Linked DNA regions of Homo sapiens: region 1 is linked to region 2. The links are chromatin loops, found by intact Hi-C in ENCODE. Cell type or tissue: mammary epithelial cell. All regions are shown on one strand. Links, peaks and the distances in the headings refer to the core of each region. The heading gives the core; the rest is flanking DNA. Region 1 has its middle 22 kb from the start of OLFML3. Region 2 overlaps SYT6 (synaptotagmin 6).

Region 1 (14,996 bases), core at 3,067-11,066, 92 kb after region 2:
TGTGCTGTTTGAGTGTCTTCACAACATGGCAGCTGACTTCCTCCTGAGTGGGCAGTATAGGAAAGGACATAGTGGAAGCCACAATTCCTTTCATGACCTAGATTGAGAAGTCACATTCCATCATGTCTGGTATATCTTATAGCTCCACAGGTCAGCCCTATTCTATATGGGAGGTGACTACACAAAGGCATGACTTACTAACACGCAAGGATTGCTGGGGGCTATCTGGGAGGTTGCCACGCAAGTATTCAAAAAGTGGAAATTTGCCTGACACACTGAACCTCATCCTTAATTCTCTTAATGATAAGTACATAAAGAGGGAGGCCAGTGGCATAACTGCTCAGCCTTGTTCAATAGAGCTAGCCAGCCAGAGGCCAAAACCATATGTTCAAGTCTCTGAAGGTCTGACTTATCTGTGAATAAGACTAATGGAATCTAGAGGAACGGTGGGAATGCATGTCTTTTATCTCTATTAATGCTATTTTTTGCAACCAAGCATTTGGTAAATTTTGAGCTGCAGGGAGCTCAGTGTTATGCTGACAAGTACATGGGGTTCAGCTCCTCCCTGTTACCAATTAAGGGCAGCCTTATTCTTTAATAGGCTGGGCTGGAGATGGGCTGTCAGCCTCCTGTGAAAGTGCAGGAGCTTAGCTAGGGCACATGCTTGGCTGGAAGGAGAGCCTCTTGCATGTAATACCTGTCCTAGATGCAGACAGTCTTGGCATTTAGGGCATCCAACTTTAAATCCATGTCCTTCCTCCTTGTCCAAGATCAGAAAAATAATTTATTTCTTCTTTTTAGTTCTATCAACGCTTCAAAGTCTAGCTCTAAAGTCCCCCCCATCCCCCACCCCCCACATCCAGCCTCCCTCACTGCCTTCATGTCTGCTCTTCTGCCCCCTCCAGACCAGTATCCAGGCCTCTTGGGCCTCTTTCCTGCTCCCCTGTGCAACCTTACTGATACAGAGGGAATTAACCAAGACTGCCAAGGAAAGTTGGGTACAAAGCAGGACTCATAAGCAAACAGATGTGGACATATTGACTCCAACAAACAGCACTGTTTCATTCAGATGTGGGACAAACCCAGATACCCCTGTCAGCTTGTACCTTCCCAGACCTCAGGTTTGCTCAGAAGCCCTCTTACCTTTACAAAGTGTGCCTTTAGAAAAGGATGATTCCGGGGGCAGAGAGACACCCAGAAATGATACTCAAAATTATGTGTTTGTTCAGGCATTTCTTTTTCCTAGAAAATGCCTGAACATTTTCATCAGATTCCCAAGGCCCAAAGAGGTTAAGATTCCTTGTCAGTGGACACAAACCACGGCGTGCAGGCCAGATGGGGCCCTGTGAGGTTACTGGTTTGGACCACATACGGTTTTGGGAGTTTCGGCAACGTTTAAAAGTCAGATGATTTTGCGCAAAAATCCAGATTCCTGGCTTTTAAAAAAAAATGAAAAATGAAGCAACCTTGAGCCCACATCCCCTGGTGGCAAAAACTGGCTGGCCCAGGGCAGCAGCTGCCCTTCAGATGGGGCAGGGGCTCCCCACAGTCCCCAGTGGACACATTTCTTTTTGATGATTTTGTCTGCCATCTCCTAGTTTAGGTCCTTTGTTTAAGATCTTCAGAAACTGGTGAGTGTTTCTCCCAGCAGTTGGTTTTTATTGGTTTCAAGCCACTGTTCTCCATCTTCGGTAACTCTCCCCACCCAGCACCACACTTTCAACAGGAGCACACCCTCATGCACACCTTGGGGGGCGGGGAGCTCTTCTTTCTGCTGTGACATTTCATTACCTGTCAGAAAGACCGACCTGAGCAGGGTGCTCCTGCTGGAGTCTACCTGGCTGGAAACCAGACAGGCACCAACCCTGAGAGCCTGTTCACCTTGGTTTCTGGAATGGACATTAACAACCTCAATTTGCTCTAGATGTGACAGCTGTTGATATGGTTTGGCTCTGTGTCCCCACCCAAATCTCATCTCGAATTGTAATCCCCAGGTGTTGAGGGAGGGACCTGGTGGGAGGTGATTGGATTATAGGGGTGGTTTCCCCTATCCTGTTCTTGTAATAGTGAGTTCTTGCGAGATCTTACGGTCTTAAAAGTAGCACTTCCCCTTCACTCTCTGTCTCTGTCCAGCAGCCATGTAAGACGTGCCTTGCCTCCCCTTCTCCTTCTGCCATGATTGTAAGTTTCCTGAGGCCTCCCCAGCCATGCAGAACTGTGAGTCCATTAAACCTCCTTTTTAATAAATTACCCAGTCTCAGGTAGTATCTTCATAGCAGTGTGAAAACTGAGTGACACTGCTATCATCAGTAATAAGGGTGATACTCTGTTCTCCACCAGACCATACATTGTCTATTTTCTCTCTTTAGACTATGGATTCAGGAATTGCATTGCTCTTCACTTACTAATTCTGTGACCTTAGAAAAGTCACTTAATCTCTCTTCTGCCTCAGTTTCCTGGGCTGTAGAAAGAGGATAATAGTGTCACCCTTATAGAATTGTCATAAAGAGGAAATGAGAAGATCTAGTTTTAAATGCTTAGCCTAATATCCAGAACATTGTAAGAACACAATAACTATAAGTTATTATAATTTCTGATCTCAGTGACTTAAAAATTAAACCAAACCAAAACAAGAAAATCAAAAACAAAATAAATACTGATTTTCTCTGACTGGAGCCTTGTTCCTCAGCTCAACCCTTCTTCCCTTTGATGGTTCCCCAAAGTGGCTCCAGGAAATTCCCAGGGATCCTCCAGACATAGTTTGTTTTTTTTGTTTTTGGTTTTGTTGAGACAGGATCTCACTTTTTTTTTTTTTTTTTCGATCCTGGTCTCACTTAGGTTGGAGTGCTGTGGTACAATCATAGCTCACTGCAGTGTCAATCTCTTAAGCTCAAGCAATCCTCCCACATCAGCCTCCTGAGTAGCTGGGACTACAGGTGCATATCACCATGCCTGGCTATTTTTTTTTAACTAGAGATGGAGTCTCACTATGTTGCCCAGGCTGGCTTTGAACTCCTGAGCTCAAACAATGCTTCTACCTCAGCCTCCCAAAGTGCTGGGATTACATGCAACAGACACCACACCCAGCCGGACATAGTTCAAACCAGTCTCCTAGCTGCTGAAATGGCCCCCCACTGACCCTATGCTGGAGCTCAGACACCTAAGAGTAGCCCTTTACTCCTCTCTCCCTTCCCCCCACATTCAGCAATCCCAGGTCCTGTCATCCACAATCCCTCCTAAATTTCTCCCTACCTCTTCACTGTTCTCAACCCCACTGCTACTACCCCTGCCTTTGTGGATTTTTTCTTTCACCTATGAAATTCAATAATTCACTCATTTAGCCAATATTTATAGGTACCTACTATGTGCCAGGCTGAAGGCACCTGGTGAGACAGCAGTGAGCAAGACAGACACATACCTGCCCTCAAGGGGTTTCCATTCTACTGGAAGGAGACAGAAAATAAACAAAGAAGTAAAAGCTATAGTGAGGTAGATGGAGAAAACTACAACATGGAAATGGAACAGGGAGTTGAGGGTAGGGGACTACTTTAAATAAAATGGCTAGGAAGGCTTCCCTGGAAAGGAGACATTCCAGAGAGAGGCACAAAGGCCCTGAGGTCGACATGGCTGGCTTGTTTAAGGATCAGTGTGGCTGAACCAGAGAAGACTAGCTGGAGATAACGGGTCAGCCTGTGTGGGGCCTGATAGGTCCTTGGAATGGCTCTGGGCCTTTACCATGAGTGCAATAAGAAGCCGTAACTAAGATCTCCCCATTTCTCACCTGCATTACTGCAAGAGTCTCCTATCTGGCCTCCCTCAGGTGTCTGCCCAGCCTGTTAACTTTTTATAATTCCTATTCTTAACACCTTCAACAGGTTGCCAGAAACTGCCTATTTCCCTGTTAAAGCTTCAAAACTTTGTGATTTGCACTTAGGCCTATCTCCTTCACTTTTCTACAGCCACTACCCAAGCAACGCCCCCTGCCCTGGGTAATGGAGGACTGATTCTAATTCCCTGTGCGGCCCACAGCCTCTCACTCCCTTTTTGTTCCAGCTGTTTCCTCTGCACTCAGCATACATCCCCTTTCCCCTCTGATATGGTTTGGATCTGTGTCCCCGGTAAATCTCATGTTGAAATGTAATTCCCAGTGTTGGAAGTGGGGCCTGGTAGAAGGTGTTTGGATCACGGGGTCAGATCCCTCATGAATGGCTTAACACCGTCCCCTTGGTGAGGAGTGAGTTCACACAAGATCTGGTTGTTTAAAAGTATGCGGCACCTCCCCACTTCACACTTTCTCTTGTTCCCATTCTTGCCATGTAAGATGCCGGCTCCCCCTTTGCCTTCTGCCATGATTGAAAGCTTCCCGAGGCCTCACGTGAAGCTGAGCAGATGCCAGTGCCATGCTTCCTGTACAGCCTGCAGAACTGTGAGCCAATTAAACCTCTTTTCTTTGTACATACCCAGCCTTAGGTATTTCTTTATAGCAATGCGAGAATGAACTAATACACCTTCCCTCTCTGCTACTGCTCAAGTGCTTCCCTAACCAGCCTGAGGTGGAGAGGAGAACATCCCCCGCCAGGAGGTTCCCCATCCTGTGCATATGTCATTGTCCATTCATTCATCTGTCTGCCCTAGTAGAGCTCTTTGAAGGCAGGACAGTGCTCAGCACAATTCCTTGCACCAAATAGAAGCTCAATCAAACGTTGGTTTAAAAATGAGTGATCCTACCCTCTTCGAACCCAATCCATTAAGCTAAAACTTGCCTTTTCATCTGTTCCTAGGCACTTCCTAGCACTTGGTTTCTAGCAGTAGTCACAGTCCAATCTTTATTAGTTACATGTATATATGTGTTATATCCTCTCGTGGGTTACAAACTAACTGACCAGGAATATTGGAGTTAATTTTTACAACCACATTCCACTCTCATCCCTGCACTGCCTAGAACAATGCCTCCCACAGGGAGAGCCTCATAAAATTAAGAGTATGGGCTTTGGTATCAGACTGGCATTTGTATCTTGGCCTCCTGGCCTGTGTGGCACCGGCCAGCCATTTTGTCTCTTAGCTTTGCTCTCCTTTTTTTGGAAAAAGGGGATGCCTAGCTACTGGAGGAGCGAAAGGAGCCGCTGCACAGGGTTTACCATTGATTACGGGCTCAACAAAGGCTGTTGTTATCATTGGAGGCACTGTGCAGTATTTCTCAAACTTGTCTAAAATTCAGTCCCTTTTAAAGGAGAAAAATTTTCATAGGATCCCAGGAAACATATATGCAAAAACACAGACTTCAGTTTTGTCTTTATAAATGGTATGAGTTTCTGTAAAGCTTATCATAAAATTGAAAAGTCGAAATTCCAGCAATGCTTGGAGAACTAGCAGAACATAAGACTGCATCCACAGACTCCAATCTAAGAAGTTTTTGTTTACTAAGTGGACTTGGGGCAGAACCATAGGCGGGGGAAGGCAGGAGGCCACTTCCTTTGCTGGCAGTGTGGCTTCCCTTCAGATGACATTCTTCACAGTGGGCTGCAGAGACCAGAGATTTTTGTTCTTCCCATGGGGATTGGGGTAGGGGAAGTGGGAGGGGAACATGTGAGGAGGAGCCAAAAGGCCAGTGGTTTGTCCCTGGTGGCTCTAGCCCGGTGTGGGTCCAACCTGTGTGTGTGCGAGACCTCCCACACGAGCCCTGGAGCCAGCAGTGCCTTGCATATGATGGAGGGGAGTGGGACTGTAGCAAGAAGAGGGCTCATGAGCAGAGGCAGAAAGAAGTTCAAGGAAAACGGTGGAAGTCAGAAATTGTGTATCTCTAGCAGATGGGAAATTCACCACATCAAGAGAAGGTCATCCAAAGCAAAGAAGAACCGGGGCAGCTAAATGTAAAGAGAACCCCTGGCCCTCCTCCTTCCCTGCCCCAGACCCACAGGGTCAAAGGAAGCCTTGCAGGGGCTGAGGATCCCTTGGGGTCTGCTGCACAGCTGGTCTGTAAATGTCACTTCTCAACCCAGCCTCCCCCAACACACTCCTCCCCTCTCCTCTCCCCACTAGCACAAGCCAGTCTCTGGGAGTCACCCTGGCCACAGACCCAGAGTAGAAACATGCAGAGATTTTGCAACTTGCGTTTCAAAGAGATGTGAAGAGCTCCTGCCCCACCAGCAGCATATGGTAGCTCCTCCCACAGAGACAGGCCAAGGCCTCCGTAGTAAACAGACCAACTGGTCACATCCCCCCTCACAAAGCCTAAATAAAAGCCTAAATGATCATGACAGCCACTAGCAGACTCGTTCTGTGAACGCAGGGATCGTGGACATTCAGAATGAATCTGGGAGACAGCAGCAGCTGCCCAGGAGCAAGCGCCTCCTCTGCAGCTCTCTTTCCTCATTAGAGACCCTCACTAGAAACTATCACGCTTGGAATGCTATTCTTCTCCCCTCAGGAGACTTTGGAAAGAGCACGGTGACATTAAACCAAGCCCAGCACACTAAAATGTTCCCAGTGGCAGCTTTGCAGGGGCATCAGTGCTGTGATCCTGCAGCGACTGAATGTGAAGCCGCTCCTGGGAGCTCCCACCCGCCTCAGCGCTGGTGGGGACAGGAGAGCGCCAGGGACACGCCACTTCCAGGAAAGAATTTTGGATTGTGGAAGAGCGAGTTCTGCTCTAAATCACTGCAGTGCACCCCAACCAGTACTGAAAGAGAGAGAAAGTCGGCTGTTGCCCACAGAGCCCAAAGCACCAAGCAGAACTCCTTTTCCTCCACGTCTCCTTCGCCCACTTGCTTCCTTCCGTAGCCACTGTAAATTGGAAGGGTTTTCCAGAGGGCAATTGGCAATGTATGTCTAAGGTCTTACTTCTAGGAATTCAACCCGCCCAGCATAATCTGTTTTGTTTCCCCAAGCGGCTATCGAAGATGGCGTAGGGGTGAGGGGCAGGTCCTGGTGCTTGAGGCCGAGGCCACCTCTGGGGACGCGGGGGCCATCGTGGCTAAGCAGGCACTGCTGGGCCGGAGGGTGGGGGTCGTGCACAGCGAGGGCATCAGAATTTCTGGCAATTTCTTTTCTTTTCTTTTTTTTTTTTTTTTTTTTTGAGACGGAGTTTCGCTCTGTCACCCAGGCTGGAGTGCGGTGGCACAACCTCGGCTCACTGCAACCTCCACCTCCCAGGTTCAAGCAATTCTCCTGCCTCAACCTCCCGAGTAGCTGAGACTACAGGCACGCACCACCACGCCCAGCTAATTTTTGTATTTTTAGTAGAGACAGGGTTTCACTATGTTGGCCCATTTCTGGCAATTTCTACAGAAACCAGGTGAAGTACCTGGCCTTCCTCCACAGGTGGATGAACACCAACCCTTCCCGGACCCCCACCCTTCCTGGGCCCCCATATACCTGGTTTGGACCGCGCGAGGCCAAGCCTCCCAGGACCGCCTCAAGGTGTGTGCTGGGATCCCACGGCCCTGCGACAAGAAACAGCTGAAGGTTGTTTCTGCGGCCCTCCAGGTGGTATGTCTGAAGCCTACAAGAAAGTTTGCCTGCCTGGGGTGCCTGACTCACGAAGCTGGCTAGAAGTAGCAGGCAGTGACAGCCACCTGCAGGAGGAGAGGAAGGAAAAGGCCAGGATTTACTCAGGGAAGGAAAAGCAGCTCTTAAGGCCACAGAAACAGGCAGCAAAGAACATGGAGAAAACTGACAGATACGCAGAGGTCCTCAAGACCCATGGACTCCTGGTCTGAGCCCAATAAACACTGCTTATTCCCCCAAAAATAAATAATAAAATAAATAAACAACTAAACAAATCATCTTTTTTTTTTGGTTTTCTAACGTATATAAGTGTTATCTTTACAGTGTTATTTGTAGTAAACATAAATGGCCCAAAAAGAAGGGATCATTTGAGTTAATGATGGCATTTTTGTGTAGTGGAATGCTATGTAGCTAACAACAAAAAAACTTTTGAAGAAAAAATTATGATATGGGGGAAATTCTCATGCTATGTTAGTAATCTTTAAAAAGCATTTTCCCAAACATTATTTCTGATATTTCCAATGATGTAAAGCCAGAACAAAACAGAAGTATGTATTAAAAGTCTAGAAAGCTACATCATTGTGTGGTGGGTATATGGATAATTTTTTTCTTCTTCGTACTTTTCAGATTTCCTATAATTTACCTGTATTACTTCTCTAAATAGGGTATAAAAAGCAATAAATTGTCTTCCTAAAAGACAGACACATACTTTTACATGATATGTATGCTTTTAGAGCAAACATCACTTTGCCCCTGAGAAAAGGTCAGAGTTGGGAAAGGGCAGATGAACGCAAGACAGAGCCATTGACAATGAAAAATCAACTGTCAGGGCCGGCTACATAATTCCCAGGCCCTGTGCAAAATGGAAATAAGGAGTTCCTTTTTCAAAAATTAAGAATTTCAAGACAGCAACAGCAGAACATTAAACTAAGCTCAACCCCTTCTAAGTGCAGGGTTCTGTGCACCTGCACAGGCCACATGCCTAGGAAGCTGGCCCTAGTCACAAGTTTGAAGCAAGACACCCTGACCCAGCAGGTGAGGGTTTATAGACAGGTACACACCTGGAGGAGTTGACAGGAAGTCCCTCTGCCTCCTCACCTGTCACTGAGCAGAGTTTCATTCTTCATGAATTCAGCTTCCTAGCAATCAACCTTGGGAACAGGGACATACTTTATTACATATATATGCAAATCAGAAGCCAGCCCAGATTACTCAAACCCTAGATCAAAACCTCTTATTTTTTTTAAGGTTGGCTGCCTATTTATTCTATTTTAAGAATACCAGAAAGATGCCAAGCTATCTTCTACCCTGAAATTAATGACAATCCCTAACTAGAACGGAATATGGGATTTTAAAAAAAAAAAAAGATTTCTGATTATTTTCTCTCTAGACTCATCAAGAACCCTGACTTGCAGAGAATTATGGTCTTTCTCTGGTCCAACATCCTTTTTTTCCAGTTTCTTCTTTTTGGGTGCAGAAAGAAAATTCATTAACAAATTCACTACAGAGCATTATTCATTTCTCTTGTCTCGCTCAGGGGTTTTTAATATCAGGAGGTATAGTAAATCACCCCTGAGTAGTGATCACATGCGTTGGAGATCTAACAAGGTCCACAGAGCAGCCCTCCTGCTAATAAGCAAGCACAGATAAGATTGGAAGAAGCATGTTGATTCCTCTCTTCTAAGGGGGAGCAAACTCATTACCTAACCCTTGGATTAAATTAGGTGCAAAGCAAATCTCTCCCTTTGCAACCAGTCACAGCAGCTGCCTGCCACAGAAATGCAAACAAATCAGATACAAACCATAGCCAGCCACCTGCCTGAGCCTGAGTTGGTGAAAAATGGTTGCAGAATTGCTTAGGCAGAAACGTGCACACTAAACTTCTGCCTCTAACTTCTCCAGGAGACTTCACCGGAAGCCAAGTTAGGGGTGGGCGGAATGAGGCAGAGCCTCACTTCTACTCCGCATCCCGATGGCCAGGAGAACCCCTCTTGTTTTCTAATTGCAGCTTGTGGAGGATTGCCACATGGCCAGCCATTCCGGTGTCTTTGAACCTCTTCCCTTTTTGACCTGACCTCTTTTTTATATTGCTAAAAAATATAAACAAAATTTGAATGTTGGAAAATATCGAGAAGGGCATCTAGTTCTACTCCTCATCTAATGCTTGCATTCTCTGTACAGCTGTGCCCAACATTCATTCAGCCTTTGCTTGAACACCTCCAGTAACAGGGAACTCACTACCACCAAAGGTAACACAAAACATTTTGTCATATGGCTGACTGTTCTTCCTTTTGTTAAGTGGAACTTCTTTTTGTGTGATTTACATCCATTGAGCCTATTTCTACCTTTTATGGCCAGATCAAAAAGGGCCAGTACTGTCCCTTTGCCTTATGATGGCCTTTCTGCTACTTGAAGATACCACTCTTATTCCTTAGGTCTTTCTTTAGTAGGTGTTATTTTTCTCCTTTCTCTAAGGACATTGGCATGTAACTGAAACTCTTGGAGGCTAAGTTTTCTTATTTGTAAAATGAAGATCATATTATCTACCTCTTGGGATTGTTTTGGGGATTAAAAAGAATGCATGCAAGCATCTCACGGGAGCTGGCACATAGTAGGTGCCTAATGAATAGTAGCAGTTATGATTATCACCCTTACCTGGGACAGAAAAGAACATTGCTTCTTTGGCCTGACCAGAGCAGAATAACACAGGACTGTTTGCTCTCCTTCACACTAATGTGCTCCTACTAACGCAGCCTAAAGAGTATCATCATTTTGAGCAGCCACACCACATGGTACCTACTTATAGAAAACTTACACCAACCAACATCCTTAACTCTTTTCTGCTTCAAACCTATCATACAATTACAAGTAATTGTGAATTGGGAAGATATCTATCAAGTGCACATAGTAAGGCCTCAAAAAAAAAAAAAAAGCAGCTGCTAGTTGTTAGTAGTTGACAAATATTGTCCAGAAGGAAGAGAAAACGGAGATGCTGGCAATGAGAAGACTGGCTGTGGGTGCACTGCAGATTCCAGCGGCTCCTCGCTTCCTCTCTGCCATATTTCAATGATCTCTTACTGGCTTCACGCCAAATTCACATCCTGCTCTTCTCTCTTCAGACTCTGAACCACTTCCCATCCTCTTTCCCTCTGCAGTTCATTTACTATTCCCTTCTCAACAAGATTGGGATTTGTTCTGACATAAACTCTGTTTCCACTTGCTATCTGTCCCCTTGCTCTGAGCTCTGAGAAGCCTTGTCCCTTCTCCTTCCTCCTCTTCCTCCCTCCTCCTAAGCAAGCTCGTTTCATTCTCCTCTTTCTCCATTACATCTTTAGTCTCTGCCTAGCTCCTACCTTTTCCCTTAAAAAAAAATAAGTTTTCTTTTTTGTTATATTATTGTCTGGTGTTGGTATCAGAGTTATGCTAGCCTCATAGAATGATTACGAAGAATTCTGGCTGTTTCAATTTTTGGAATAATTTGAGAATTGGTATTAATTCTTCTTTAAAGGTTCAATAGAATTCAGCGGTACAGCCATCCAGTCCTGGACTTTTCTTTCTTGGGAGGTTTTTTAATTACTGATTTAATCTCGTTACTTGTTATTGGTCTGTTCAAGTTTTCTGTTTCTTTTTGGTTCAATCTGAGTAGGTTGTATGTGTCCAGGAATTTATCCACTTCCTCTAGGTTTTTTGATTTATTTGTGTGTAGCTATTCATAATAACCTCTAATGAACCTTTGTATTTCTGTGGTATCTGTTGCAACATCTCCTTTTTCATTTTTCATTATATTTATTTGGGTCTTCTCTTTTTTTTCTTAGTCTAGCTAATGGTTTGTCTGTTTTGTTTATCTTTTAAAAAAAAATCACATTTTTTTTCGAAATAGGGTTTCACTATATTACTGTATTGCCCAGGCTGGTCTTGAACTCCTGGCCTCAAGTGATCCTCTCACCTTAGCCTCCCAAGTAGAGAGGGATTACAGGCATGAGCCACCATGCCCAGCTAAAGCCAACTTTTTGTTACTCTGAACAAAAATTTTTTTAGTCTCAATTTTATTTATTCCTTCATTGGTCATTATTATTTCTTTTTTTTAATGTTTTTTGGACAGAATCTCACTCTATCGCCCAGGCTGGAGTGAAGTGGAGCGATCTCAGCTCACTGCAACCTCTACATCCTAGGTTCAGAAGATTCTCGTGCCTCAACCTCCCAAGTAGCTGGGATTACAGGCGTGTGCCACCACACTTGGCTAATTTTTGTATTTTTAATAGAGACAAGGTTTCAGCATGTTGGCCAGGTTGGTCTCAAACTCCTGACCTCAGGTGATCCACCCACCTTGGCCTCCCAAAGTGCTGGGATTACAGGCGTGAGCCACCATGCCCAGCCTATTATTTCTTTTCCTCTACTAATTAATGAGTTTGGTTTGTCCTTGCTTTCCTAGTTCCTTGAGGTGCATTGTTAGATTGCTTATTTGAAATTTTTCTAGTTTTTTAATGTAGGTATTTATTGCTATAAACTTGGCTGTTAATATTGCTTTTGTGTGTCCCATAGGTTTTGGTATATTGTGTTTCGATATTCATTTGTTTCAAGGAATTTTCAAATTTCATTTTTCATTTCTTCATTTCAGGAGCATGTACTTTAATTTTCATATATTTGCATAGTTTCAAATGTTCCTCTTGTTATCGATGTTTAGTTTTATTCCATTGTGGTAAGATAAGATAGTTGATATGATTTCAATTTTTAAAAAATGTTTGAGACTTGTTTTGTGTCCTAACATATGGTCAGTCCTGGAAAATGTTCCGTGTGCTGATGAAAAGAATATGTATTCAGCAGCTGTTGACCGAAATATCCTGTAAATGTCTGTTAGGTCCATTTTGTCTATGGTGAAGTTTAAATCCAATGTTTCTTCATTGACTTTTTGTCTAGATAATTTGTCTGATGCTGAAAGTGGAGTGTTGCAGTCCCCAGCTATTATCGTACTGAGCTTTATCTCTTTAGGTTTAATAACATTTGCTTTATATAGCTGGGTGCTCTGCTGTTGGATGCATATATAGTAATTTTTATATTCACTTGCTGAATTGATCCCTTTAGTATTATTTGCCCCTTTTTACAGCTTTTGACTTGAAACCTGTTTTGTCTGATATAATTACAGCTACTTCTGTTTGGTTTTGGTTTCTAGTTTAGAGAATACCTTTTTCCCTCCCTTCACTTTCAGTCTCTCTGTGTGTTCACAGCTGAGGTGAGTTTCTTGTTGGCAGAATATAGTTGGGTCTTGCTTTTTAAAATTTATTCAACAAATCCATATATTTTAAATAGGGAATTTAATCCAGATACATTCAAAGTTAGTATTGATAGGTGATGACTTACTCCTGACATCTTATTGATTGTTTTCTGGTTATTTTTTGTAACCTTTGTTCCTTATTTCCTGTCTTCTTATTTATTTTTACAGTTGGAAGGTTTTCTATAGTGATAAGGGTTTTGTTGTTGCTGTTTCTTTGTTTTTGAGACAGGGTCTTGCTCTGTTACCCAGGCTGGAGTGCAGTGGCACAATCATGGCTCACTGCAACCTGCACTCCCTGGGCTCAAGCAATCCTCTCACCTCAGCCTCCTGAGTAGTTGGGATCACAGGTGTGTGCCACCATGCCTGGCTAATTTTTTCTTTCTTTTTCTTTATTTTTTTTATTTTTATTTTTTTTTGTTAAGACAGTGTCTTACTATATTGCCCAAGTTGGTCTTGAACTCCTGGACTCAAGCAATCCTCCTGCCTCAGCCTCCCAAAGTGCTGGGATTACAAATGTGAGCCACCATGCTTGGCCAGTAGTGATAAGGTTTGACTCCGTTCTTTCTCTTTTGTGTATCAGCTCTACCAGTGAGTTTAGAATTTCACATGTTTTCATGATGGTGGTTATCATTTTTTCACTTGCTGTAGGACTCCCTTGAGCATTTCTTATGCGGCCAATCTAGTGGTGGTGAATTCCCTTAGTTTTTGCTTATCTGTGAAAGATTTTATTTCTCCTTCATTTCTGAAGAATAGTTTTGCTGGGTATAATATTCTTGGCTGTCTAGTTCTTTTCTCTTAGTACTTTGAATATATCATCCCATTCTCTCTTGGCCTGTAAGGTTTCTACTGAGAAATCCACTGTTAGTCCAGTGGGGATTCTTTTATAACTGACTTGATGCTTTTCTCTTGGTGCTTTTAGAATTCTTTCTTTGTTTTTGACTTTTGACAATTTGACTATAATGTGCCTCGGAGAGGACCTGTTTTGGTTGAATCTATTTGGGGGTTCTTTGAGCTTTCCGGACTTGGATGTCCATCTCTCTCCCAAGACTTGGAAAGTTTTCTGCTATGATTTCATTAAATATGTTTTCCTCACCCTTTCCCTTCTCTTCTCCTTCTGGAACACCCATTACATAAAATTTTGTTTGCTTAGTTATGTCCTGTAAGCTTTCTTCATTCTTTTTTTTTTTTTTTTTTTGAGACTGGAGTCTCACTCTATCACCCAGGCAAGAGGGCAGTGGCGTGATCTCAGCTCACTGAAACCGCTGCCTCCCAAGTTCAAGCAATCCTCATGCCTCAGCCTCCCAAGTACCTGGGATTACAGCATGTACTGCCACACCTGGCTGCTTTGTGTATTTATAGTAGAGATGGGGTTTCACCATGTTGGCTAGGCTGGTCTTGAACTTCTGACCTCAAGTGATCCACCCACCTAGGCTTCCCAAAGTGCTGGGATTACAGGTGTGAGCCACCACACCCGGCCTCTTCATTCTTTTTAATTCATTATTCTTTTTTGTTCCATCTGCCTGTGTTATTTCAAAAGGCCTGCCTTTTGAAAAGTTCAGACATTCTTTCTTCTGCTTGGTCTAGTCTGTTTTTGAAACTCTCAATTGTATTTTTTATTTCATTTATTGAATTATTCTAGAATTTCCATTTGATTCATTTTATATCTGTCTCTGTTAAATTTCTCATTCAAATTGTGAATTGTTTTCCTGATTTCATTAAATTGTGTATCTGAATCCTGTATCTTATTGAGTTTCCCTAAGATGATTATTTTGAATGCTTTTTCTAGCATTTCATATATTTCCTTATGATTGGGATTTTTACTGGAGAATTATTATTTTCCTTTGGAGGTGTCATGTTTCCTTTCTTTTTTATATTGGTTGTGTCCCTACATTGATTTCTATGCATTTGGTGGAAAAGTTGCCTCTTTCAATTTTATGGAGTAGGTTTTGTAGGGAAAGACTTATTCATAAGAATGGGTCTTGGGGTGTCAGTTCAGTGTAGTATGTTGGCCTTGGTTCTAGGTGGATGCAGTAATGTAGATTCCATGTAGTTTCTTCAGCTGTAATTCACACTATGGTGTTTGCAAGTTGCTCAGTGGCCTAAGCTGCAATGGTGGTGCAGCTTTGCCACAGGTGGTCTTGCCAGGCTGTTTCTCAAGTTAGGAGTGCATGTGTGCACATGGTGGGTTGGCCAACTTGAGGTCTGGCTCACTGAGGTT
Region 2 (14,996 bases), core at 3,425-11,424:
TAAAAATAGCACAAAATAATAATAAGGACCAGTATGCTACAAAGGGGTGGTGAGCACATTCTAAATGCTGGATTTTGATTGCTCCCATGACAATGAGGCTGAAATACACTGCTGGTCTTTGTGTCCCCTCCCTCAGCTGCGTAGAGCATCATAGGCTGTTAGAGAGGAAAGGACCTCCAAGATCATCTGGGGCCAGCATTCCACTAGAAACCGCAGACTTTTGCCCCAGAAAAGCCTAGGGAACGGTCATCTGTCTGCTTGGCTTCATGGATGCTGGTGAAAGTGTTGGTTCCTGCAAGGGAAATATGTGCACTGAATTTTATAAATTTCATATCAGCCAGGCACAGTAGCTCATGCCTGTAATCCCAGCTACTCGGGAGGGTGAGGTGGAAGAATCACTTGAGCCCAGAAGTTCAAGACCAGACTGGGCAAAACAGCAAGACCTTGTCTCTTAAAAAAAAATGGATATGCCTTGTAAGGATGAACAGAGTTGGGGAAGGTTGCTAAGACATTTGCTCAGTGGCCCATGGGACAAGTGGCTCTGCCTCTATTTTTCCAAGCCTCATGATATGGAAATCTGCCCTGATGTGGGAGTGTATGGAAATAGGTAGAGCAGGGGAATGAGGCGGCACCTGAGCAACCTCAAGTCTGGAGCCACTTTGCAAGAAAAGGTACATCCTTATGGATTTTGCAAGCTGCTGTGTTAAAGACAGGTATTGGGGCTAGCTCTGCCCATCTGTCTACCTGAACCTGAATAATGTCCTGGGGCATATCCATAGAGAATGGAATCTGTGGAAACCAGAGCCTCATGCCGGTTCTCAAAACTCTTACTTCCATTTTACTGAAAATCCCTAAGAGAGGGTCCTTTCAAATGTGTAGTTTGAGACAGCAGGTTGATTAAACACCTCATGGTCTCTCCATAAACCCAACCTCATCTCCCCATGGTTAAGGCATAGCTACTGCTGCCACATGGATTAGTCGGCAGCTCATTTAGGTGTCTACAAAAATGCCTTTCAGGCTTGGAGTTTCTGATCAGGTGTCACAGTTCTCCCTAATTTCCACCAGGGATGTGTGCCTCATCTGCCATCTGAATGATGCCAGGGAGTACAGGGCCCTAGTGGGTGCTCGATGTCCAGGAGATAGAACCATATGCCTATGAATCACAGAGCTGGGGAGCAGCTGCTTGGCTGGCACCTCCTGACAGATTCACAGGAGCCCTGGCTTCTGGGCAACAAGGTGTCTCAGCACATCAGCGTCTCGAAAGCTATTATTACCTGTGAGCCGCCCTCCCATTTCTTGAGCTGTGCAGCATAAATAACAATTATGATGGTGACCGAGACACCTGTGCTATGAGATACACTAGGTTTCACTTCACTTGGGTGAGTAGAAAATTTCAGGGTAGAAAGATGACCATGAAATACCCATTCAGAAAACTAAAGAAAACAAAAGGATGGGAGGCACATGGAAGTTCAATAAAAGCATCTCTTTGCAGGATGGAGAGAATCCAAGATCCCACTGAGAAAGGAAATGTCAACCAGCTGCCCTGAGTCTCCCCGGGCCACAGCTCCCTCATTCTCCACTGTCCAGAAGTGGGCAGGAAATGGCTTCCAGGGAAGCAGAGAGCAGGGCCACTTCACGCCTTCTAGATGCCAAATGGAAATGGGATTATTGAGACAATGGGACCCAAAATTATGTTGTCAGGTGGGGAGGACATGAACAGCATTGTGATTGTTGCTGTTCATTTCACTCTGACACATTGTGTCTCCCTGGCCATTGTTGAGTCCTATTTTTACCCCGCCCCAAAACCTTTATCCTTTGGTTTGTAATTCTGGTAAAACAAAAAAGCCACTCAAAGAATAGTACTCCACATAGGTAAAAGAAATAGTGTCATTGTTCAGCCTCATCACCTTTTTGAGTCAGCCAGGGATTGACGAGCTGAGATTTAGGGCTGTGAACTGCATACCTATCGGCAGGTGTCATGTCTGATATGGGGCCAGCTTCCCCATTAGTAAAAGTCCATTAGGCGCTCTCCCAAGAATACTGAGGTAGCTAAAGACTCTGCATTTATTAAGCACAGAGTGTCCTCAGAGACAGGTGTGCTACATAAATACAAGGTGGTTTAATTATTTTAACAACCCACTGATACCATCTGATGAGCAGCAGTAGGTCTAGGGCTTCGGTCCCTTTGCTGCAAATGATGTTTGCAGACATCTGTTTAACATACTCCATTCCCTTTTCTCTGTCCCCATTGGCACAGATCCCTATGTGAAAGTGTCCTTGCTCTGTGATGGGCGGAGGCTGAAGAAGAAGAAAACAACCATAAAGAAAAACACTCTCAATCCTGTCTACAATGAGGCCATCATCTTTGACATTCCCCCGGAAAACATGGATCAAGTCAGCCTGCTCATCTCAGTCATGGACTATGATCGGTAGGTAGGCGTCCTAGAGGGACGTAATTCTACCCCTCACTCCCACTCCAGCACCAGCACAGGGCTCCTTGACCTTAGACCTTGTGATTCAGGGCTCAGCTTTAGGGTTCAGGCCTCAAATCTATCTGTACCCAAGAAGGGTGCAGGAGTTTGAGGAAGAGCATAGATTCTCCCTTAGCAAAGGTTCAAAGTTCTTTTCCCAACTGGCCTATCTCCGTCAGGGGCAGCTCTGTCCATCAGTTTCCCTGAATTCACCCCTTGCTATTCCCATTCTTCCATCTGGCACCAAGTCCTATTATCTGGCCTTTGAAATGCCCCTCTATCCTCTCTATTTCTGCTGTTGCTACTACTGTCACCCTGGGATGGCTGTGCAGCCTCCTAGCTGACCCCTGCCTCCATCAATTCCTGCCACAATTCGGTCAACATACTAAGGACACATCTTCCTAAATGACAGCTTTCTTCCTGGACCTGCCCTTCTCAAGAACCATCAATGGCTCCTGTGATCCAGGCTTTTCCCTTGGACTCTGATGGCCTTCCCTAATCTGGACCCAGCATATCCATCCAATCGGATCTCCCCTTCCTCAGATATTTTTCGTCTCTTCCACTCATCCTGCTCTTCCATCTAGGCTGGCTCAAAAACATTTTTCAACTACTCTGGTCCCCATAACTTCTTCTCTCCACTTGTCACTTTAGCTAAAGGAGAAAGAAACCATGCAATAAAGCCTCAATACAGGACTTTCAGCCCAAGTTCTCAGGCATAGTATTGACGAACATACTTAAGAGATAATTGATGTTCTTACCGAGTGAATAAATCACATTCCAGCCACTGGGGTTTTGGAGAAATGGTGCTCAGAGACTGTCGATTTATTTGCAAATACTGATGTCTCAGTGAGGTTGTAATGTGTTGGCGGGGTCAAATAAGTGAAGAGACTTAGACTGTCTCACCTCGCATACTCAGGCTATCTGCCCACCACTTCTTGAGATTCCAAACAAGTTTATAACCTTTGCTCATCTGCCTGTGTCCAGTGTCCACTGAAGGGGACTAGGCAAAGGCTTCACCGCCACTGACACCCAGAAGCCCTGCCAAGCATCTGTTTTCAGAGCTCAGAGTTCTGAGTTAGACCCATCGGGCAGAGTCCTACCACCCCCCACACTGGACCTCCTTTTCTGAGGGCATGTCTGGTAGCCAGTGCTGGGACTTTTGTTTCTCCCTCAGAGTGGGCCACAATGAGATCATAGGAGTCTGTCGTGTGGGGATCACTGCTGAAGGCCTGGGCAGGGACCACTGGAACGAGATGCTGGCATACCCCCGGAAGCCCATCGCACACTGGCACTCCTTGGTGGAGGTAAAGAAATCCTTCAAAGAGGTGGGTGAGGTCACCTGGCCCTTGGCATGTTTGCTGCATGGCAGTGTGGGCTGGAGAATGGCAGTCAGCTGCAGTGACACCCTCGGCCTTTTGTGGAAAGGTGGGCATGAGGGCCACATGCTTCTTACCCAGTGTGTAATAGGCCAAAAGGAAATGGAGGAAGAAGGTGGAGGCTGCCAACACAAAGCCCCTGGTGTTGGGCATTTTGAAAGCAACACTGAGTTCTTAATGGAAAGCAAGAACTGTGAAGAAGACTTCCCAGCAGACCACTGTGCCAGGTCTGAAATGCTTTCACAAAGCCCTTGGCCAAGTCTGTCCTTTAGGAGAAAGCCCCAAGGGGGTGAGATCAGAGCTTGGCAAGACATTCTACCCCTGTCAGAACAGTAAGTTCCCTGAGGCTCAAGCAAGGAAGTCACTTGGCAGTTTTCACTGCTTGGATAGAGATGCCAAAGAGCAGATTCCTCCTCTTATGAATGTTGGTTCTTGCCCTTGTTGGGGAAGGGAGCATGGCCTCAAGGTGTCACGCTTTCTGGCTAAAGCTGTGGAGCTGGGTTGCGTTGGGTTCTAACAGAGACGTAATGGAGACAGCACTGGGCTGGGAGTCCCAAGACTTGGGCTGCAATCTTGGCCCCTCCTGACTTGCTGTATAATCTTGACCCTGTCACTTCTCCCTCAACTGCAAAGAAAATATCCCTTTGAGTAATATCTGCAAACTTCTCCACCCTCCGCTGAATCCCACCGACTTAGGATCCTGTATTCTATCACCGTGGTGGTCCCCAGGCCTGCTTTTTCTCAAATGGATTGGAAGTGTGGGTGACCAAACAAGGCTTAAACCTCACTCACAATATCTCATACCTCGGTCTGTATCCTAGAAAGCTGGATGAATATTCTGTCATCTTAACAGGCTTCAAACCTAACAAGTCTAGAGAGCTGTATAAATTGGAAATTCTACTAATACAAAATAAAGCTTTATCCCTTTCACTGCATGGCCCCTCGGCTTAAAATTGGAGTCACCTTCAAAACAGAGTCATCCCCTCCCCACACTCTATGATGCAGAGAAGTCAGGTCTGCAAACCCATAGAACCTGCCGGCTCCCTGCCCTCTCATGGAGGACAAGCCCATTTCCACCTGTTTCTGGCAGGCTGAGGTGTCTCAGGAGAGCCTGAGAGCCAAGGGGATTGGACCCATGGAAACATAGGTGATAAGGACCTCAGTTGTTGGGGGATGGAGGACAGGCTAATTGAATCACCTCCCTAGACAGGCAGCATGTGCTCTGTGCAGCTCCTGCCCTGTGACCTTTGGGGCAGCATCAAGAGATAAAAAGAAGCAAAGTTTCTGGCAGTTGAGGCTTCATATTTCTGTCTTGTGGGTGCCTTGATTGTCCCATAGCTGTGGAGCTTTAATGAGTGAGGCCAGTCCCTCATCTCTCAGCTCCCCCAGGGGAGCCCCTGCCCCTCTTTTCCAGAAAGACCTTTCTGCAGAGTGTGGGTGAGGAGCCCACAATACAGGAGGCACTGCTGGGCAGAACGCTAGACAACCTGCAGACAGCATCCAGCACCTCACTGAAGGCTGTGTTGGTTCAACCCAGGGAGAGGTCATGACAGCCCCATCCACCCCACCACCCCTCCTCCCCCACTTATCTTCCTTTGGAGATATTTAAGAATAGAACAAGTATACTAAACTGTTTAGGGTGGCTTAGGGGGAGGGCATGGAATGAGAGCTAAGAGGCCTCTGGTCGGCTGTAGGGCCTTAGAAAACTCACTGCCCAGCCAGGCATAGTGGCTCATGCCTGTAATCCCAGCACTTTGGGAGGCCGAGGTGGATGGATCATGAGGTCAGGAGATTGAGACCGTCCTGGCTAACACGGTGAAACCCCGTCTCTACTAAAAATACAAAAAATTAGCCAGGTGTGGTAGCGGGCACCTGTAGTCCCAGCTACTCTGGAGGCTGAGGCAGGAGAATGGCGTGAACCCGGGAGGCGGAGCTTGCAGTGAGCTGAGATCGCACCACTGCACTCCAGCCTGGACAACAGAGCGAGACTCCATCTCAAAAAAAAAAAAGAAAAGAAAACTCACTGCCCCACTCTGGTCTTTGGGTTCCTTGGTAAAATGAGGGGATAAGCCCTTCCCATCTTTGCTTTTCTAGGAAACTCTGACCCTAAGCAATGGCTGGGCCCGTGAGCCCCCATCTTGTGCTGTGACTGCCTTTCTAATCTTCAATCCGCAATAACCCATCCCTGTTACCAGGCTGGGCCTGCCTGTGGAAAATGGAAAGTGACAGAGCAGCGGCTACAGCTGGGGGTGGGGTGTTGAGTACCACAGATGGGCCAGGACTTGGCCCCAGAATCACTCTCCTTCATGATGAATATAACCTAATTAAGCCAAATAATTGATTCCAAGTCCCTGTTTCTTTGAGAACTCTAACTCACTGGTTCAGACTACAAAAGAAAGATAAAATAGAATCAAGCCCTTGAAAATGAATATTTGATGAGACAGTAATGGGAAAGTAACAGTATATGGAAAACAAAAAGAGAATAAATTGATATCCTTTGGGTTTACTTTTTTCCTGACCTTGCAGGCCAAGCTCCCAGGAATGCCCCCTCCCCCACGCACGATCCTGCCATTTTCTGCTCAGCTGATCATTCTCTATATCAAGAAGCTAAAAATGACACTCGTCTCAGCAACCTGGGATTTCCATAGTTCACGTTTATTTAAAATTGTCACTGACACATTTAGCGCCCACAGTTTAAATATCTTTATTAAAATGCATGTAAACCCCCACAGGGCTGACATTAAGTAAGCACCTTGTGTCCACGCGATGCATTGTGCTTGGAGGCAATCCTCCCGCTCATCCTCAGAGCTCACATCCTGCCTTCTTTTCGTTCCCGTTCTGGATATTGAGCAAGAACTTTGCTCCTGAAACTTGTATCTCCCATTTGTATAATCATAAAGAAATCTCCTCCAGCTCCTGGGAAGATAAATGGCATCATATCCGCAAAGCCCTCTGTATTTATCTTGAACCTTTCTTAAGGGATTTTCAAGTGCTGTGATCATTTCTTTTTTATTAATGAGAACAGAGGGCATTATACTTGCTCACTTGTTTGGGGCTCAAAATAAGGCTGAGGGGAACAAATTAACTGAAAAGGTGTCTTTCCCTGCTGGGATTCTTTCATAAATAAAAATTCATTGAGCCATCACAAGTGGCCTTTCCCAGCTGCAGCACCAGCCCCCTTCCCTCTCAGCCCAGAGCCATGTGTCATCATTGTTACCACACACAGAGTTGACCAGCGCTCTTCTCCAAGGCATTTTATTACGGGGGCCGGGTTCAGATCATCTGCCAGAGATGTTAAATCTCTGTTGGAACGTGACCCATTTCAGAGCAACAAAAGACCTTACTGGAACACAGGCATTCTGAAACAATAATCTCCCTGTGTGCTGGGGACAGGTATGCTGCCATTTCAGAGCCACTGTAAGCCTCCTGGAATCATTCGCCTTTCCATTGTCCACAAACCCCATCTCCTCCCTTTGTTTATCTTCATAGGAAAACTCAGACTAGCAGGGGAGCCAGTGTTCCTTCTTCATTTGTTCTAGATAAACAGTTATGCTCCCTGCTACTACTCTTTGGGCTGTTACATAAAGGAAGAAAGACACTCTGTGTAGTCCTTTTATGTTTTCTCCTCTGACCTGGCCTATCAGTCAGGTTGTTTAAGTGGCATGCTTACTCAGGGAAGAAGCCAGTGATTATAATGTACCTTTCACCAACAGTAAAGGTTGTAACAGAAAAGTAGAACTCCTAAAATGAAGGTCTGTTAAATAAGAGCATTAGTAATCATGTGTTGTCACCTTCTGGTTAAGAAACACTTGAGTCAGAAGCCACAGTGGCCTCAACAACCAGGCATTTATTTATCTAAAATATTTCACCAGGGAAACCCTCGGTTGTGATTTCATTCACGTGGATGCTGCAAGCAGAGAGACTGCCACCTGGAGTTAGGAGTAAGTACCTGGTGTGGACCCAAAGACGTTAGGTTGCTTATTACCTTTTGTCTCCTTCTTCCCCTAGTGTGGCCAGATGCTGAGATAGCAGCAGGATGGAGTGGAAAGAACACTTGGTTGGGTGTTAGGAGACCTGGTTTCGGGTTCTGGCTCTGCCCCTAGCTAGCTGTGTCTTGACTTCTCTGTCTTTGTTTTCTTATTTGCGAGAACAAGAAGGTTAGACTGGATCAGCTTCCAAGCCTGCCTCCAGTGCTGACATGCTAAGATTGCTTAGGTCTAGGTCACATAATGGTGGTCATCGGTACCTGATTGTCTGGCCTTTGGTTAGTCATAAAGATCTTCAGCTGGCCTGAACAGGGAGTCCTAAGAAGCCCATGAAGAACCGAGCCCAGAGAAGGGTAACAGAAGCTTTCCTTAGAATTGAAAGCATTAAGGTAGTTTAGTAGGTCTGGGTCCTTCCTGAACTTCATGGGTTTCCCATCTACTCCGCAGGTGATGCTGGATAGAAAGTGATCTATTCCTCAGGTGGCTCGGCCCTTCTAGGAATGGCTGTATTGAGGGAGAACCACATCCTCCCCCGACCCCAAACCTCCATGTATGCATGATGCATAGTAGCAGCTTCTACTCAGCCCCCTCACTCCATAGTGGAGACCCTCAACGCTCATGAGAAGCAGAAGGGGCTGCACTTCCAGGTCAGGAAGGCCATCTTGACCACCTACCTACCTCTTAACTCTGGAGCTCTGTCCTGCAGACACCCAGGACAGTACTGGGTCTCTTCAGCCCACTCCAAGGATGGGTGAGCAGTGGACACTGACTCACTTTGAAGTTATTAACATAAAGCCCCCAGGCAGGTCAAGAATATTCATGGGGTCAGATCTTTGCTCAGTAAATATTGCTGGGGTTATGACTGCTGCAGCGATGACTGGTTAAAGAAGGATTGAATGGTTCAAGTCCACCCAGCCTCAGCCCTGTCCTTCACTCCATTACGCCTCATTACATCACCCCTTTCACAGAAGGGTTAGAGTCAGGCTGATAGGAGGCAGTCTGTGACCTAGGAGAACTGGGGAGGAGAAAGGGGTTGCAGAAGCCCAGAAGGGTCTGCTCACACCTCTACCTCTCCACAAGTCAGGTGCAAATGCCCATAGGAAGAATGAAAAACAAAGGAGACAGCTCAAAGCTAAAGCAGTATCAGATTTTTAGCTGTACTGTCAGCTCCCAGACAAATTGCTAATAATGCATGACCATGGGTTCTTGGCAGTAAGGACATATTCTGCACACTGCCTCTTTCGCTGCTAACATAATATGATTTTCAGTGTGAAAAATGGCTGAAGCACACAGAAATGGCCCAGTCAGAGCACCTCATTCTCACACACACACACACACACACACACACACAGAGAGAGAGAGAGAGAGAGAGAGAGAGTTAAGAAAGCTTTAATTATCTCTGCAGTAGGTCTTTTTGAAAATCAGGTATTCCAAACTAGAAGCTCTAAGCTGTTTCCCTTATGTTTTTGCATGGCTGACAGCAAAATTCAAGAAAGCTTATGAGAAGCTAGGAAAGGTGAATTCAGTGCATTGGGCCAGTTCAGTTTTGCAAGTTGAAATGTAAATTCCTTTAGCAATTAATAAACAGATTGTTCTCCTCTTTGCAGTGGCAGGGCCGAGCTGCTAGCTTCGACAGTGAGAGCTCGTGCCCATCTCCGAAACCACCTCCAACACCATGAGATGTGCAGCCAAATAACACAAATGGGACTCAGCAATGTTCTCTTTGCACTTGTTCAACCGTCTAAACAGTGTTGTGCAGTCGCAGTGGCGGCAGCAGCGGCAGCCGTCCGTCACTCCAGAGTCTTACCTGCTCCTGTGTAGGTCAAAGCTGAGACACTTGTCATGTGGTCAGATCTGTCTTAGTCTTTTGTGTCTCCCAAGGTGATGTTTTTGTGGTTTTTCACTTTTTATGGGTCTGCTGGTAAGAAAAGGGAAAAAAAAAAAGAGTAGGAAAAGACAAAGGGTGGAAAGCCCAGAAGTTGGTTCTAGAAAATACAAGGTACAGTTTTTTGGAAAGAGGTGGATTGAGTTTCTGAAATGCTGCGTCTCCAGCAAGCTCCACAACCCTGGAAAAGGAGGAGGCGTGGTGGGACTGCGGCTGCATTTTCAGTGCCCTGCAGGAATGGGGTGAATCCATGGAAGAGCCTTTGTGAGGTGAATTACTAGTCTTTGAAGCTCTTCGCTGGCAGGACATAAACCACGCTGGGACCCTCAGTCCCGTGTTGAAATCACAAGACCTCTGAGGCGCTTGTGAGCCTTCAGCTGATGTGCAGGGTTCCTCGCTCCCCTTCCTCGCTGGCTTTCCCCATGAATTGAAAACGTCTTGATTCCTCATGGGAACTTAGTCACTTTCTTTAGGAATGATTCAGTTCAGCCGAAACTAAACACGCCATATGTTTTCTGATGCGCCACAGTTAATGATCACATTTGTTTGAAAACAGGATCTTTGTCCTCAGAAATAATCTTGATTGTAAAGTAAGAGAGAAACATATGTTCTGGAATGATTTCTGCATTATACATAGCTTTATAATTCCATGAAGTATCAAGCTGCTGTTTAAAATGCCTAAACAGATTAAAGAAAAACCTAGATTAAATGTTCTTTTCCAAATGGGGAGTTTTGAAATCCAAATAGCAGTTTGAGTCCATCTTTCTATGAAGAGTATGTTTTTGATTGAAACCGAGTCAGCGTAAGCCTATTTCAGCCCCTTTGGCTCTTTGACAATATTCATCTTAAACTTTAGTTCTATAAATTACTAAGTACTTCAGTGTTGTTTGTTTCAGTGGTTGTGAGGGTTTCTTGTTTCCTTTAGATCTTTACCTTAGGCCAAACTCAGTTTAGGAAAAAAAAAATTGTTTGAACTATTCTGTGTTGTAATAGCACATTTCTGTTGAGTTAATAGTGGTCTTCCCACCAACCCCTAAAACCAGGTTGATTTGCTCAATCTCAGTTTGTATAACCCCAGTAAGCGCATGGAGGTGAGTTTCTACTTCGACTTGTGGCGACACAGTGCCAGTTTCCTGAGCTGTGTGTACTACTTGCAAGAGGCAAGTCTGCTGAAGAACCCCTTCTTTTAACAGTGGAAAATCAAGAACAGAAAATCTGTTCACACACCTGTGTCTTATTCTTTATATATGCTACATGGTAGAGGAGCAGCGACCAATAAAGTATCCCTCATTTTAAACCAAGTTGTCAGATTTCTCTGCTGATAGAACGCTGCATAGTATCTTCTAGCCCTAAAAATGACCAGGTTGGGCATGAGTTAACAGGATATTGTGGCAAAAGGAATTTTCTGCTTAGAAAAGTAAATGTAGATAAACCTAAACTCCACCCTGTACTGAGCCTTAGGCTAGGGACTCATGTGTAAAGATGACTTTTCTCCCCAGATATCTTGTCATTGACAGGCCTTCCTAGTCTGGTAGTCCTACATTTGGGTGTTCTCCTGAGAGTGAGAAAAAACCCAAGGTCATGACAAGATTCCTGGCAGGTGACAGACTTCATTATGATTCTGACTCTAGACTGACCCCATCAAGATAGTCGTTTCCGTCAGTGAACAGATGCTGAAGGCCTTGCCATTACAAAGGAGACAACTGAGTTCCCTGGGTCATAAGGAGTCCAGAAATTAGTGTGAGAAGGTCCTTCTGGAAGTGAACTCAAAATTCATGTCCAGCTGTCATCGTTAAACCCTTAGGCAGGTGAGTATAACCCATTCTAACCTCTTGGAGAAGGGAGTGTGATCAATGTGAATCACAATAGTATTGCTCATCTGAGACATTCCTCTTATATCCAAGCAGCTATCTCCCATGAGTGAACATCCCAGTGGTTTCAGAAAATCATGTCCTGAACAGATTCTAGCCAGCCCCACACCACCCTGGCCAACTGCAACCGCTGCTGCTCTAGCAGTCTGGGTCAATTCCTACAGGCTTGGGAGCCCACCCCAGGGAGGCTTTTATCTCCTGCAGCCTCATCCCCAGCACCCTCAAGGTAGACTACTCCTCAGCCTGAATCATGAATGAAACCTGAACATCTGCCAACTTCATTATCTAGCCCAGTATCTCTTCCCTCACAGAGAAGAAGAAAATGAAATACAAAGTTGATCCATTTGTTGGCTTTCTCTGGCCGGAGAAACCTCTCGGGTTGTTGCTGTGAGCTTTGATGAAGTTGTGATAACCAGGGCCATTTGCACATAGGTTTTTTTAAAAAACATGAAAAGTTCCCTTCTCCTTTATTTAGCAGTGTTTCCGGGCTGAAAGACGCCCTCCTCCCCCTCTGCGCTTACCCAGGACGTTAATTAATTGCACTGTCATTTAAAATATTATGTTGTTAATTACTCGTTTGTGTCTTCCCACCCGTGTCACAGCCTGGAGTTTTTATTCAATTAAATCTCTGTCTCTTGCCCATTTCTCTTGTCATTTTATGTTCCTGGGGTTTAGCAGTCAACACACGCACAGGACATCTCAAAGCTTTTCTTCTCAATCTTTGCTTCACATGGATAACCACTTCCCTTCTATCAGAGGTAGAGCAGAACGGCTTGTTTGTTTTTTGTTCTGTCCAAGGAATACCTGTGTACCTCATCAGGCTGGAATCCACCTGTGTTTTGTCAGGCTTGTGGCTCGGAGATCATTTGGCGCACAGGGCTCCGCTGTTCCCTCAGCTGTTCAGCTCAACAAGCAACCCCTGCAGATGCTGAAGCTCCCCTAGGGAAGTGGGCCACACACATCTGGGAAGTACGATGCTGTCACCCACCAGTAGAGAATCCTGCTAACCATCGTAAAACACAATTTGGCAAAGCCATGGGAAAATACTATTGCAGCCTCAACATTTTTTTTTAAAAAAAGAACATTCTAATGTAATAGAATATCTCTCTGCTCGCCTGCAGCTTTTAATTAATTTAGAGAGCAGTCCGTAGAGAGGGGAGTGGAAGGGACCGTCCATTCCTGCACATCTGCATCTGAATGAGGGGTGCTCCACCGTGAGAGGCCCAGTGAGCTGAACTGCTGAGAGCAGCACTCTACTGCCTGAAGAGGCAGCCTCCCCTTGCCAGTGGCTTCCCATCAGGTCACCCAGCAGCCAGCAGGATGTGGCAATGTGCTGGTCACATCTAGAGCTGATAAACCAAAGGGGTCATTGTGTCTGTTAGTATGGGTTGGGCTATGCTGCAATTACAACCTGCAGATTGCAGTAGCTGAAAACCACAAAAGCCTATTTCTCATCCATGATAGGCGCCCATCACAGGTCAGCTAGGAGCCTTGCTCAGCTATCACAGGTCAGCTAGGAGCTTTGCTCATCGTATTTATTCAGGGGCACTCAGGAGGACAGAGCAGCTGACATCTCAAACACTGCTAGTTGCCACCCATAAGGGAGAAGAGCACTTGGAAGGGTCTCCTACTGGCCTAAATGCTCTAGTAACACGTCACTTTTCTTCACAGTCCATTGCCAGAACTACTGATAGAGTCTCACAAAAAAGGCTCGAGTTCCCCAGGGAAAGAAAAACTGGAAATACTGAGTTAGCAGCACCTGGGAAGACCCACAGTGAATGTAAACAGGCCTGTGGAGACTGACAGCTACTGAACGATGGATTCAGAAACACTAACAAACACAGGCATCCATGTGTTCTATTCATTGTCAAATGACTTGCCCACAGAAAGCTTTTAGTCTAGTACAATGGCACTGAGTAACAATAGTTCAAGGTAGAAAATGGAAATGCAGTTAGGGAGGTGAAGTAAAAGGCTATGGAGGTCCAACAAAGAACATCCCAGCTCAGCAAAATGAGTGGCAGCTTCAGGTGCGAAGTGGCTCTGATCTAGGCGTTGAGGCTGAGTGGGATTTGGAAGTGTGGAAGTTGTGGGGAGGAGGCATATTGCAAACTGAGGGGCCCACACAAGTGAAGGTCCAGAGCCAGAATTCCTAGGGCTGCCACTACCCTGAATCTAGGGGAGACAGTGAACCCCCTGAGTTCAAGTGCTACCCTGCTTGCACTAGTCAGCCCAGGCAGAGTGCAGGACTTCTGCCCATGGAGCCCTGCTGTCCCCAGCCCTGGCCCCAACCCACCAGACTCTAGACCTGGCCCCTGTGTAGCTCTTGCCGACTGCCTCCACTGGGAGGTGGACCTGCTGCCCCACCCTCCATTGGTGGCTTGGCACCTGCTCCTCTGACTTTGAGACTCAGTCTAGCAGCCTCATCCCATCCACTTAACCAGGCTTTCCTCCCTGGGCTGTTTATCAGCCAGAAGCCACTTGGGACTTTATGATCTGTGCCACATCCTGCTCTCCTTCAGGGTGAGCCCTATCCAGAGGTCTGATTCCTTAGTAGAAGGAACAGGACCAGCCTCTCCCCAGCTTTCCCTTGGCTGGTTCATAGCAGCAAGCCCATGTGGAGAGACTGGAGGTGAAGAGATGGGCAGGCAGTTGTGGCCGTCCACTCAAGAGGGAGTGTAGGACTGACCCAGACACAGGCAGAGTACCTGTACAACATGTGGTGGTCACAGCCAGATGTGGCGGTTCACACCTGTAATCCCAGCACTTTCAGAAGCCAGGGTGGGAGGATTGCTTGAGCCCAGGAGTTTGAGACCAGCCTGGGCAACATAGCAAGACCCCATCTCTATTTTTAAAAAATTTGATGGTCACAGAGGGAAAACGCAACACCACTGACAGCTGAGCTCATCTGAAAGACAGGGAGAGGAAAGGGGGTTTCCCAAGTGTTGGATGTTTTTATACCTTGGAAACTAAGTGTTCTATGCCTTCCACAGGAACCAGAAATTCAGCAGAGCAAGAAAAAGTGATGAGTCCCATTTGGGCCAAACTCAGTTTGAGATGCTGGAGGGATGTCTAGCAGACAGCTGCAGTTCAAGACGCAGCCTGGCAGCGAGGTCAGGTGTGAGATGTTAGTTTATAGAAACCTTGCACCACAAAGCAATGTGAAGACAGGAGGCTGACGCTGCCAAGTGAGTACAACTAAGCGAGTACAACTAGATGAGGGAGCCTAAAAAGAGGTTCTTCAGGAACCATCAGCATTTAGAGGTCAAGGGAAAAGAAAGTGACGTGAATCATGATGGAGAGGTGCCCAAGCAAGGCTGATTGATGCAAATGCTGATGAACAGAAACAGATCAATCAAGGGCTTCCTAAAATGATTCTTCATAACAAGCGAATCCAAGTTGCTTCAATA

The links. A loop is a pair of places that touch in the nucleus more often than their neighbours do. Peaks named below come from ENCODE experiments on the same cell type or tissue, not always from the same donor. Only the 100,000 strongest peaks of a DNase experiment are listed, where the experiment ranks them.
Region 1: a loop joins it to region 2, with 2.5 times the contacts of the local background. A loop is called at or near these places in 1 of 110 quality-filtered maps.

What each region holds. Positions count from the first base shown.
Region 1 is chr1:113,994,155-114,009,150 of GRCh38, reverse strand. It overlaps the pseudogene RPL13AP10. Among named protein-coding and RNA genes, the nearest start is that of OLFML3, 22 kb to the right of the region's middle. In mammary epithelial cell, for the core only: a CTCF peak has its summit at 7,564 (motif pointing left); no DNase peak of the experiment used is centred there.
Region 2 is chr1:114,086,527-114,101,522 of GRCh38, reverse strand. It overlaps SYT6 (synaptotagmin 6), which reads left to right. Exons shown (of 8, transcript NM_001253772.2): 5 at 2,258-2,429; 6 at 3,646-3,796; 7 at 7,720-7,788; 8 at 9,441-12,231. The coding sequence ends at 7,737. Among named protein-coding and RNA genes, the nearest start is that of SYT6, 60 kb to the left of the region's middle. RefSeq lists an enhancer at 9,151-9,652. In mammary epithelial cell, for the core only: a CTCF peak has its summit at 7,776 (motif pointing left); a DNase peak (open chromatin) is centred at 7,662; H3K27ac peaks cover 475 bases.